Linked DNA regions of Homo sapiens: region 1 is linked to region 2. Evidence: read pairs that join two places in POLR2A ChIA-PET (ENCODE). Cell type or tissue: OCI-LY7. All regions are shown on one strand. Each heading gives the region's core, and the rest is flanking DNA. Links, peaks and the distances in the headings are about the cores only.

The links. Peaks named below come from ENCODE experiments on the same cell type or tissue, not always from the same donor. Only the 100,000 strongest peaks of a DNase experiment are listed, where the experiment ranks them.
Region 1: POLR2A ChIA-PET joins it to region 2 with 8 read pairs; 2 of 35 experiments call an interaction of 5 or more read pairs at or near these places.

The regions. Positions count from the first base shown.
Region 1 is chr19:49,605,017-49,610,390 of GRCh38, reverse strand. The region is part of intron 6 of PRR12 (proline rich 12); the gene reads right to left. Among named protein-coding and RNA genes, the nearest start is that of PRR12, 17 kb to the right of the region's middle. In OCI-LY7, for the core only: no CTCF peak of the experiment used is centred there; no DNase peak of the experiment used is centred there.
Region 2 is chr19:49,212,702-49,218,075 of GRCh38, reverse strand. No RefSeq gene overlaps it. Among named protein-coding and RNA genes, the nearest start is that of TRPM4, 58 kb to the right of the region's middle. In OCI-LY7, for the core only: CTCF peaks have their summits at 3,213 and 4,069 (motif pointing left); a DNase peak (open chromatin) is centred at 3,185; H3K4me3 peaks cover 582 bases; H3K27ac peaks cover 970 bases.

The DNA of each region.
Region 1 (5,374 bases), core at 274-5,273, 390 kb before region 2:
TTCTGAGAAACTGAACTGCGACAAGCTAAGACATGTGGTGTAAGCAGTGCGGATGTAAGCCACTGAGCTACAGACACTCAGACTCGATATTAATGAGAAAACTGCAGGGTCCCAGGCTGGGTGCGGGGTGGCTCGCATCTGTAATCCCAGCACTTTGGGAGGCCGAGGCAGGCGGATCACCTGAGGTCGGGAGTTCGAGACCAGCCTGGCCGACATGGTGAAACCTTGTCTCTACTAAAAATACAAAAATTAGCCAGGTGTGGTGGCAGGCGCCTGTAATCCCAGCTACTCGGGAGGCTGAGGCAGGAGAATCGCTTGAACCTGGGAGGCAGAAGTTGCAGTGAGCCGAGATCGCGCCATCGCACTCCAGTCTGGGGGACAAGAGCGAGACTTCGTCTCAAAAAAAAAAAAGAAAGAAAAAGAAAACTGCAGGGTCCCATTGACAGGGGAGTCCGTCCCAGGACAGAGGCTGTGGACAGAGTACTATCCAGGCTTGAACAACTCCCCAGTCACTTCCCTACTGGCCAGGGGCTCTAAACGGCACAGAGCCTAATGTCTTCATCAGCACCCATGGAACTCACCCCTGCACCCAAGTCCAACATGGCTGGGCCCAGCCCACCAGCCCAGCCTCAGCATTCACTGTCCAGCCATTCAACACCTTGCATCCCTGTACACCTCAAACACAGCGTGCTTTCCCTCACCACAGGGCCTTTGCACAGCTGTTTCCTCTGCCTGGACAACCCCAACACCATACTCTTCTCCATCCAACAAATTTTTTTTTTTTTTTTTTTTGAGACAGTCTCACTCTGTGGCCCAGGCTGGAGTGCAGCAGCATGATCTCGGCTCACTGAAACCTCCGCCTCCTGAATTCAAGTGATTCTCCTACCTCAGCCTCCTGAGTAGCTGGGATTACAGGGACCCGCCACCATGTCCGGCTAATTTTTGTATTCTTAGTAGAGACGGGATTGCACCATGTTGTCCAGGCTGATCTTAACCTCCTGACTTCAAGTGATCCACCCACCTTGACCTCCGAAAGTGCTGGGATTACAGATGCGAACCACCATGCCCAGACAACTTTTTCTTTTTTGAGACGGTCTCACTCCGGTTGCCCAGGTGGGAGTGCAATCGAGCAATCTTGGCTCACTGCAGCCTTGACCTCTCAAACTCCGGTGATCAGCCTCTAGGGTAGCTGGGAATATAGGCATGTGCCACCACACCTGGCTAATTTTTTGTATTTTTAGTACAGACAGGATTTCGCCATGTTGACTAGGCTGGTGTTGAACTCCTGAGCGCAAGCGATTCACCCACCTCAGCCTCCCAAAGTGCTGGGATTCCAGGCAGGAGCCACTGTGCCCAGTCTCCACCCAGTGAACTCTTACATGCTTGGAGTATACACGCTGCCCAGCCCTTATGACAACCCCAACAACAGTCCCAGTTGACAGACGGGGGAAGGAGAATGGGCTAGCCTGGCCCTGTCAATTCAGCAGCTCGTTCCCACAAGTGGTTCTTGAGCTTTTGAGATTGATTTGTTTTTTTTGTTTTTTTTTTTGAGACAGGGTCACATTCACTGTCACCCAGGCTGGAGTGCAGTGGTGTAATCATGGCTCACTACAACATCAACTTCCTGGGCTCAGGTGATTCTCCCACGTCAGCCTCTCCAGTAGCCGGGACTACAGGTGGGCACCACCATGTCTGGTTAAGTTTTTTTGAATTTTGTGTAGAGGCCGGGCGCGGTGGCTCACACCTGTAATCCCAGTACTTTGGGAGGCTAAGTCGGGCGGATCACGAGGTCAAGAGATCGAGACCACCCTGGCCAACATGGTGAAACCCCGTCTCTACTAAAAATACAGAAATTAGCTGGGTGTGGTGGCACTTGCCTGTAGTCTGCGCTACTCGGGAGGCTGAGGCAGGAGTCCCAGCTACTCGGGAGGCTAAGGAGAAGAATCGCTTGAACCCGGGAGGTGGAGGTGCAGTGAGCAGAGATCGCGTCATTGCACTCCAGCCTGGTGACAGAGCGAGACTCCATCTCAAAAAATAAAAAATTTTAAAAAAAAAGAATTTTGTGTAGAGACAGGGTCTCACTATGTTGCCCAGGCTGGTCTCAAACTCCTGGGCTCAAGTGATCTGCCGGCCTCAGCCTCCCGAAGTGCTGGGATTGCAGGTTTGAGCCACCATGACTGGGGTGACATGTCGGCTAGAGCACTTCAAATGTGGCTGGTCCAATGGATGTGTTCAACGAGTACAAAGTATTCACAGGATTTTGAAGTCTTGGTATGCAAAAAAGAATGTAAAACCTCTTAACTTTTCATTTTAGTAATACCCCATTTAATAATATTAAAACATCATTAACAGTTTTTCTTTTACTTTTTTTGAGCCTCAGTTTCACGCTTGTTGCCCAGGCTTGAGTGCAATGGCGTCATTTCGGCTCACTGCAACCTCCGCCTCCAAGGTTCAAGTGATTCTCCTGTCTCAGCCTCCTGAGTAGCTGGGATTACAGGTGCCCACCCCCACGCCCGGCTAATTTTTATATTTCTAGTAGAGATGGTGTTTCACTATGTTGACCAGGCTGGTCTTGAACTCCGGACCTCAGGTGACTCACCTGCTTTAGCCTCCCAAAGTGCTGCGATTACAGGCGTGAGCCACCACGCTTGGCCAACAGCTTTTCTTTTTTTTTTTTCTTTTTGAGACAGGGTCTCGCTCTGTCACCCAGATTGGAGTGCAGTGCTACGATCTCGGCTCACTGCAACCTCCACCTCCCAGGCTGAAGCGATTCTCCCACCTGAGCCTCTCAGGTAGCTGGGACAACAAGCACATGCCACTATATCCGGCTAATTTTTCTTATTTTTTTGTAGGGGGGGCGTTTTGCCATGTTGCCCAAGCTGGTCTTGAACTCCTGACCTCAAGCAATCCACCCACCTTGGACTCCCAAAGTGCTGAGATTACAGGCATGATCCACCACGCCTGGCAAAAACATCATTAATAGTTTTTATTAATTACAAGCTGAAACTCTGTGTGTGTGTGTGTGTGTGCACACGTACATGACAGAGGCTCACTCTGCTGCCCAGGCTGGAGTGCAGTGGTGCAATCATAGCTCACTGTAGCCTCGACATCCGGGCTCAAGTGATCCTCCCACCTCAACATCCCAAACTGCTGGGATTACAGGTGTGAGCCACCGCATGTAGCCGAAATAATACTTTCAATATGTTAGGTTAAATAAAATGCATTCCTATGGCTAATTTCTTTCTTTCTTTTTTTTTTCCTTAAAGGCGGGGGCTCACAATGTTGCCCAGCCTGGTCTGCAACTCCTGGGCTCAAACAATCCTGCCTCGTCCTCCCAAAGTGCTGAGATTACAGCACTTTGGCCACCTATGGCTAATTTCACCTATCTTTTTTATCTTTATAAACCAGGAATGAAAACATTTAAAATCACATATATGGCTCAGGTGATATTTATATTGGATTGCTGTTTTTCTGGAATAAACAATGGTCTATGGCTTGTTTTTGTAGGGGCTTTAAGAGTGGTTTCTACCAGCCTGACCAACATGGTGAAACCCCATCTCTACTAAAAATACAAAAATTAGCCAGGCATGGTGGCAGGTGCCTGTAATCCCAGCTACTCAGGAGGGTGAGGCAGGAGAATCACTTGAACCCAGGAGGTGGAGGTTGCAGTGAGCTGAGATTGTGCCACCGCACTCCAGCCTGGGAGACAAAGCGAGACTCCATCTCAAAAAAAAAAAAAAAAAAAGAGAGATGGTATAAAAGAAAAAAATGGGCTGGGCACAGTGGCTCATGCCTGTAATCCCAGCACTTTGGGAGGCCAAGGTTGGGGGGCGGGGGAGGCGGCGCAAATCACGAGGTCAGGAGTTCGAGACCAGCCTGACCAACACAGTGAAACTCCTAAAAATACAAAAATTAGCCTGACGTGGTGGCACGCGCCTGTAATCCCAGCTACTCAGGAGGCTGAGGCAGAAGAATCGCTTGAATGTGGGAGGCGAGGGTTGCAGTGAGCCAAGATTGCGCCACTGCACTCCACCCTGGGAGACAGACTGAGACTCTGTCTCAAAAAAAAAAAAAAGAAGAAAAAAAAGTCCAGACACAGTGGCTCACACCGGCAATCTCAGCACTTTGGGAGGCTGAGACGGGAGGACTGCTTGAGCCCAAGAGTTCAAGACCAGCCAGGACAACAGAGTGAGACCCCAGTCTCTACTTAAGGAATAAAAAAATTTGCCAGGCATGGTGTTGTATGCTTGTAGTCCTAGTTACTTGGGAGGCTGAGGTGGGAGGATCGCTTGAGCCCAGGAGTTTGAGGCCTCAGTGAGCCATGATCATGCCACTGTACACCAGCCTGGGTGATAAGAGTGAGGCCCTGTCTCAAAAACACACACAAAAAAAATAATAATAAGTGGCAGAGATTTGAGTCAGTCAGGTTAAACCAAAGCTGGGCTCTTAACTATGCCAGCAGCCTGCCCCATCTCTAGGCCCACAAATGAGTCCCCAAGGTCTGTACATTTGGCAAAGGCGTGGGGCTTTGCCCCCATTATAATGCACACTCAAGTTGTATTTTAAGCATCTGAGTCCTCGCCTGGCCCCCTCCCCTGCCCCGTGCCAGCTGGGAGGTGGTGTCAGGTGGCCCTGGCTCCAATCCCAGGTTGGCACTGGCCAGGCGACTGACTCCCTTTCTCTGAACGTGAACTTCCCCATCTGTAAAATGGGGATGGTCAAAGTCCCTGCCCCAGGGCCCTGTTCATTTGACCCAATGCTGGCTCAGCTGCGTTTGACTAGAACGTACACGGTGCATGGCTGAGTCGGGGATAAGAATATGGGTTCCTGGCTGGGCGCAGTGGCTCATGCCTATAATCCCAGCACTTTGGGAGGCTGAGGCAGGCAGATCACCTGAGGTCAGGAGTTCGAGAGCAGCCTGGCCAACATGGAGAAATCCCATCTCTACTAAAAATACAAAATTAGCCAGGCATGGTGGCACATGCCTGTAATCCCAGCTACTCGGGAGGCTGAGGCAGGAGAATCGCTTGAACCCGGGAGGTGGAGGTTGCGGTGAGCCGAGATCGCACCATTGTACTCCAGCCTGGGCAACAAGAGCGAAACACTATCTCAAACAAACAAAAAAAAGAATACGGATTCCTAGGGCCAGCAGGGCTGGGTGTGGATCCCAAGCTACAAAAGCCTGGGAAGGCTACTTTATCTCTCTGTGCCTTGGTTTCTTTCTCTATGAAATGAGAATAGGCCAGGCACAGTGGCTCATTCCTGTAATCCCAGCACTTTGGGAGGCCGAGGCGGGTGGATCACCCGAGGTCAGGAGTTTGAGACCAGCCTGGCCAACATGGTGAAACCCCATCTCTACTAAAAATACAAAATT
Region 2 (5,374 bases), core at 155-5,154:
ACTTGTAATCCCAGCTACTCAGGAGGCTGAGGCAGGAGAATCCCTTGAACTGGGGAGGTGGAGGTTGCAGTGAGCCAAGATCGCGCCACTGCACTCCAGCCTGGGCAACAGAACAAGACTTCGTCTAAAAACAAACAAACAAAAAGAACACGGCAGCAGGACAGATGGAGAATTTTCCTCTGTGGTCACCAACTGTCACACACACCACTAGGCCTGTGTGATAGAGACAGGAATAGATTCACTGAGGGAAGACGCACAGGTAGAGGAGGGAGCATCCCTCCAGCCCGTGACTCCGGCTAAACATGAACGGTCTGCCTGCACCGTGGCCAGCAGCATCCCAGTAAAGAAGGACTGTGTTTTTGTATTTATAGAATCGGGGAAGAGGAGAAACAGCTATGTGGCGATGACAGCTTCCTGGTCAGAAAAAATGTTCTGGCTAGAAAAGGGCAGCCTCTGGGGCTCAGCAGCTGGTATCAGCCTGTTCTTCTGTATCTGTGGCGTCAGCGCAGGCTTGCTGAGCCAATCCTGCTATGTTACCAAAGAGAGGATCAGATGAACCTCAGGGCTCTTGAGATTGGTTGCTCAGGGTTGCTGCCCAGCTCAGAAGTGGGCATTGCTGAGCTGGGGCTCAGATTTCTGGGAAGGGAGACTGCCAGGCTAGTGCTGGTTCCTCTGAGGGCTGCAATGTGGCTGACTCTGAGAATCCTAGTATATCATGCTGAGCCATCTAAAAACCAGCCCAAAGTTGTGTCCTCCCCAGTTCAATTAATCACGAGGAGCTGCCTGGTGCGGTGGCTCACACCTGTAATCCCAGCATTTTGGGAAGCCGAGGAGGACAGATCACCTGAGGTCTGGAGTTTGAGACCAGCCTGGTCAACATGGGGAAACCCCGTCTCTACTAAAAGTACAAAAATTAACTGGGCGTGATGGTGCACACCTGTAGTCCCAGCTACTCGGGAGGCTGAGGCAGGAGAATCACTTGAACCTGGGAGGCAGAGGTGGTGAGCCAGGATCGCACCACTGCACTCCAGCCTGAGCAACAGAGCAAGACTCCATCTCAAAAAAAAAGAAAGAAAGAAAAGAAAAAAAGTCATGAGGAGCTGTCCATGAAGCCATGGGTATAAATGGAGAGAAGACAAAACAGTGGGTATAGATGGCAGAACGGTCTGTGCTGTCCACTCAAGCAATTTGCTTGTGTCATTGCTTATGCCAACACCTTAGTTCTTTTTTTTTTTTTTTTTTTTTTGAGATGGAGTTTCGCTCTTGTTGCCCAGGCTGGAGTGCAATGGTGCAATCTCAGCTCACCGCAACCTCTGCCTCCCAGGTTCAAGCAATTCTCCTGCCTCAGCCTCCGGAGTAGCTGAGATTACAGGCATGCGCCACCATGCCTGTCTAATTTTGTATTTTTAGTAGACATGGGGGTTTCTCCATGTTGGCCAGGCTGGTCTCGAACTCCTGACCTCAGGTGATCCACCTGTCTCGGCCTCCCAAAGTGCTGGGATTACAGGAGTGAGCCATGGCGCCCGGCCAACACTTTATTTCTTATTTCCACCTGATGCACTGCCATTGCCTGTGCTCAATCTTCTGGATTTGTGGGTCGGATTACACCGAGTTCCTGATGGTCAGCTCAGGTTTTATCATTGCTCGGTGCTCCATGGCCAGGTATCTATCTCTAACCGAGACAAGGAATTGTTTCTTCACAGAGATGAGTTGTGTGCAGAAGATGGCATGGCTTTGTGCCAAAACCCTACGAGTTTATGCCGGAAAATGCTCCTATTGGCACTTTCTGGAGGTCATACAGCATCTCGATTTGCCACATTCTTTTCTGAGTATCATGTGAGCTGCTGAGTCACAAGACTGAGCTTAAGCTCAGCATCAGCCGGATGCAGAGCCTTCTCACGCACTTGGACGACACTCCGAGTTGGCATTTTTGTAGGTTACTCACTAAATGGGTTGGAAAATACCTCAAATGTGGTGTATTTTTCTTTTTTCTTTTATTTTTTTATTTTAAAACTTTATTAGCCTGGCCAACATGGTGAAACCCTGTCTCTACTAAAAATACAAAAATTTGTCAGACGTGGTGGCGCACACCTGTTATCCCAGCTACTCAGGAGGCTGAGGCAGGAGAATCGCTTGAACTCGGGAGGTGGAGGTTGCATTAAGCTGAAATCGCGCCACTGCACTCCAGCCTGGGTGACAGAGCGAGATTCCGTCTCAAAAATAAAAAATTATTAAAGACCAATTTTTTGGTTTGTTTTGAGATGGAGTCTCGCTCTGTTGCGGAGGCTGGAGTGCAGCATGATCTCGGCTCACTGCAACCTCCGCCTCCCAGGTTCAAGTGATCCTCCTTCCTCAGCCCCCCTAGTAGCTGGGATTACAGGCACACACCACCATGCCCGGTTAATTTTTGCATTTTTAGTAGAGACAGGGTTTCGCCATGTTGGCCAGTCTGGTCTCGAACTCCTGACCTCAGGTGATCCACCTGCCTCGGCCTCCCAAAGTGCTGGGATTACAGGCATGAGCCACCGCACTGGCCTAAATTTTTTTAAAAAAAAATTTGATGGGCATGGTGGCGTGCACCTGTGATCCCAGCTACTCAGGAGGCCGAGGCAGGAGGATCACTTGAGCCAGGCCACAGTGAGCTGTGATCACACCACTGCACTCGAACTTGGGCAAGAGAGTGAGACTGCATCTCAAAAATGAATAAATAGGCCGGGCCAGTGTCTGCTAATCCCTAAAAGGTCTGAGTATTTTCCTTTCCCCAATACACAGTTACTGCATAAACGGAGACAAGTCCTATTTGAATGGAAGATGCAAAATATAAGCTTGCAGCAGTTATTTTAGGGTAATTCCTCAAGAGTACCAGCCTCCTCTTCAATTAAGGAATTTTTGGTCTCCAAATCGCTTTACATGTGGAATTCGTGCAAATTCTCCATCTTGATGACTCACGTCAGATTTCTACACACACGACCTGGAGTTTTCCTGTTATATAGATACTTCAACAGAGATGAATTAATACACGGGTCTCAGATAAATTAAACAGGTCTCAGGAAACCGTGAAAGGAATGAGAAGAAACAGCGCAGAAATAGTAACTGCACCGTATAAAAATAGTAACTGCAGGCTACACCTGTCACTCCAGGACTGAGAATACAGCTATCAGAACCTAAAATGTTGAGGCAGCAGCCCTGCAGAACTGAAACCCAGACTAGAGCCAGGGGCTACCAGGGTGGCGCTGGTGTGACAGAAGGCTGACAATGATGCTGGTTATGGCATCCGGCGTGGTGGCTCATGCCTGTAATCACAGCACTTTGGGAGGCCGAGGTTGGAGGATCCCTTGATCCCATGAGTTTGAGACCCACCTGGGCAACATGGCGAGACCCCCATCTCTACGAAACAATTTGAAAACAAAAAATTAGCTGGGTGTGGTGGCGTGCACCTGTGGTCCCAGCTATTCTGAAGGCTGAGGCGGGAGTATGGCTTGAGCCTGGGAGGTCAAGGCTACAGTGAGCCTCGACCACTGCACTCCAGCCTGGGCGACAGAAATAGAAAAAGAAACAGGTTAGGGAGGTGCCAAAAAAATAAAACTTGAAACCTGGAAGAGGGCCGGGCGTGGTGGCTCACACCTGTAATCCCAGCACTTTGAGAGGCCAAGGTGGCTGGATCACCTGAAGTCAGGAGTTCGAGACCAGTCTGACCAACATGGTGAAATCCTGTCTCCACTAAAAATACAAAAATTAGCTGGGCGTGGTGGCGGATGCCTGTAATCCCAGCTACTCAGGAGGCTGAGGCAGGAGAATTGCTTGAACCCAGGAGGCAGAGGTTGCAGTGAGCTGAGATCGCGCCATTGCACTCCAGCCTGGGCGACAGAGCAAGACTCCGTCTTAACAACAACAACAACAACAAAAAACAAACAAACAAACAAAAAACCTGGAAGCAACTGCTGCTGTCAGAGGGAGCGTTGTTCTGGGGCGACGCTTGCTCGGATGCCTGAAGCAAATAGGTGGAGCAAATCCCTGCTTCCTCCTCCAATGGCCGGTCTCCGTCTAGCGCCCTCTTTAGGCCGGGGCTTATAGCAACCCAGCTGGGAAAGCAAAAACGTGGCTTGCAGAGGCTCCGCCCCAACATCACAGAGCGGAGGCAAGGGTGGATTTGCAGCTGAGAGACAAAAGCTCAAACTTGCACATGGACTGAGTGAGTTCCTGTGACTTCACGGCAGTTGACATTTCCAAATATAAAATCGTGCATTACAGATGCTCTCTGGATTGCCCAGATTTCTGTTCCAACGCAGCCACTTTCCATTTTTATTTTTTATTATTCTTTTGAAACAGAGTCTTGCTCTGTCACCCAGGCTGGAGTGCAGTGGCACAATTTCGGTTCACTGCAATCTCCGCCTCCTGGGTTCAAGTGATTCTCCTGCCTCAGCCTCCCGAGTAGCTGGGACTACAGGTGTCCGCTACCACACCCGGCTAATTTTTGTATTTTTAGTAGTGATGGGGTTTTGCTATATTGGCCAGGCTGGTCTCGAACTCCTGGCCTCAAGTGATCCACTTGCTTGGCTTCCCAAAGTGCTGTTTTACAGGCATGAGCCACCACGCCCAACCCCCAACTCAGCTACTTTCTATGTGTGACTTTATTTGAGCTACTTTTCTGTGTCTCACTTTTCTCATCTGCAAAATGGAGACAATAATAGAACCTACCTTGTATGGTTATCATAGGGTTCACTGATGTAGCGCACGTGAAGCACTTAAAACAATGCTGGACACACATATATAGAAAGTACTGGAGGCCGGGTACGGTGGCTCACGCCTGTAATCCCAGCACTCTGAGAGGCCGAGGTGAGTGGATCACTTGACCCCAGGAGTTTGAGACCAGCCAGGGCAATATGGTGAGACCCCATCTCTACCAAAAATCCAAAAAATTAGCCGGGCATGGTGGTGTGAGCCTGTAGAACCAGCTACTCAGGAGGCTGAGTGGGAGAATTGCTTGAGCCCAGGAGGTGGAGGTTGCAGTGAGCTGTGATTGAGTCACTGCATTTCTGCCTGGGTGACAGAGTGAGACCTTATTGAAAGAAAAGAAGAAAAAGTGGCCGGGTGTGGTGGCTCACACCTGTAATTCCAGCACTTTGGAAGGCCGAGGCAGGCAGATCACCTGAGATGAGGAGTTTGGGACCAGCCTGGCCAACATGGTGAAACCCCGTCTCTACCAAAAATACAAAAATTAGCCGGGCATGGTGGCGGGCACCTGTAATCCTAGCTACTCCAGAGGCTGAGGTAGGAGAACTGCTTGAACCCAGGAAGCGGAGGTTGCAGTGACCTGAGATCGTGCCACTGCACTCCAGCCTGGGTGACAGAGAGAGACTCTGTCTCAAAAAAA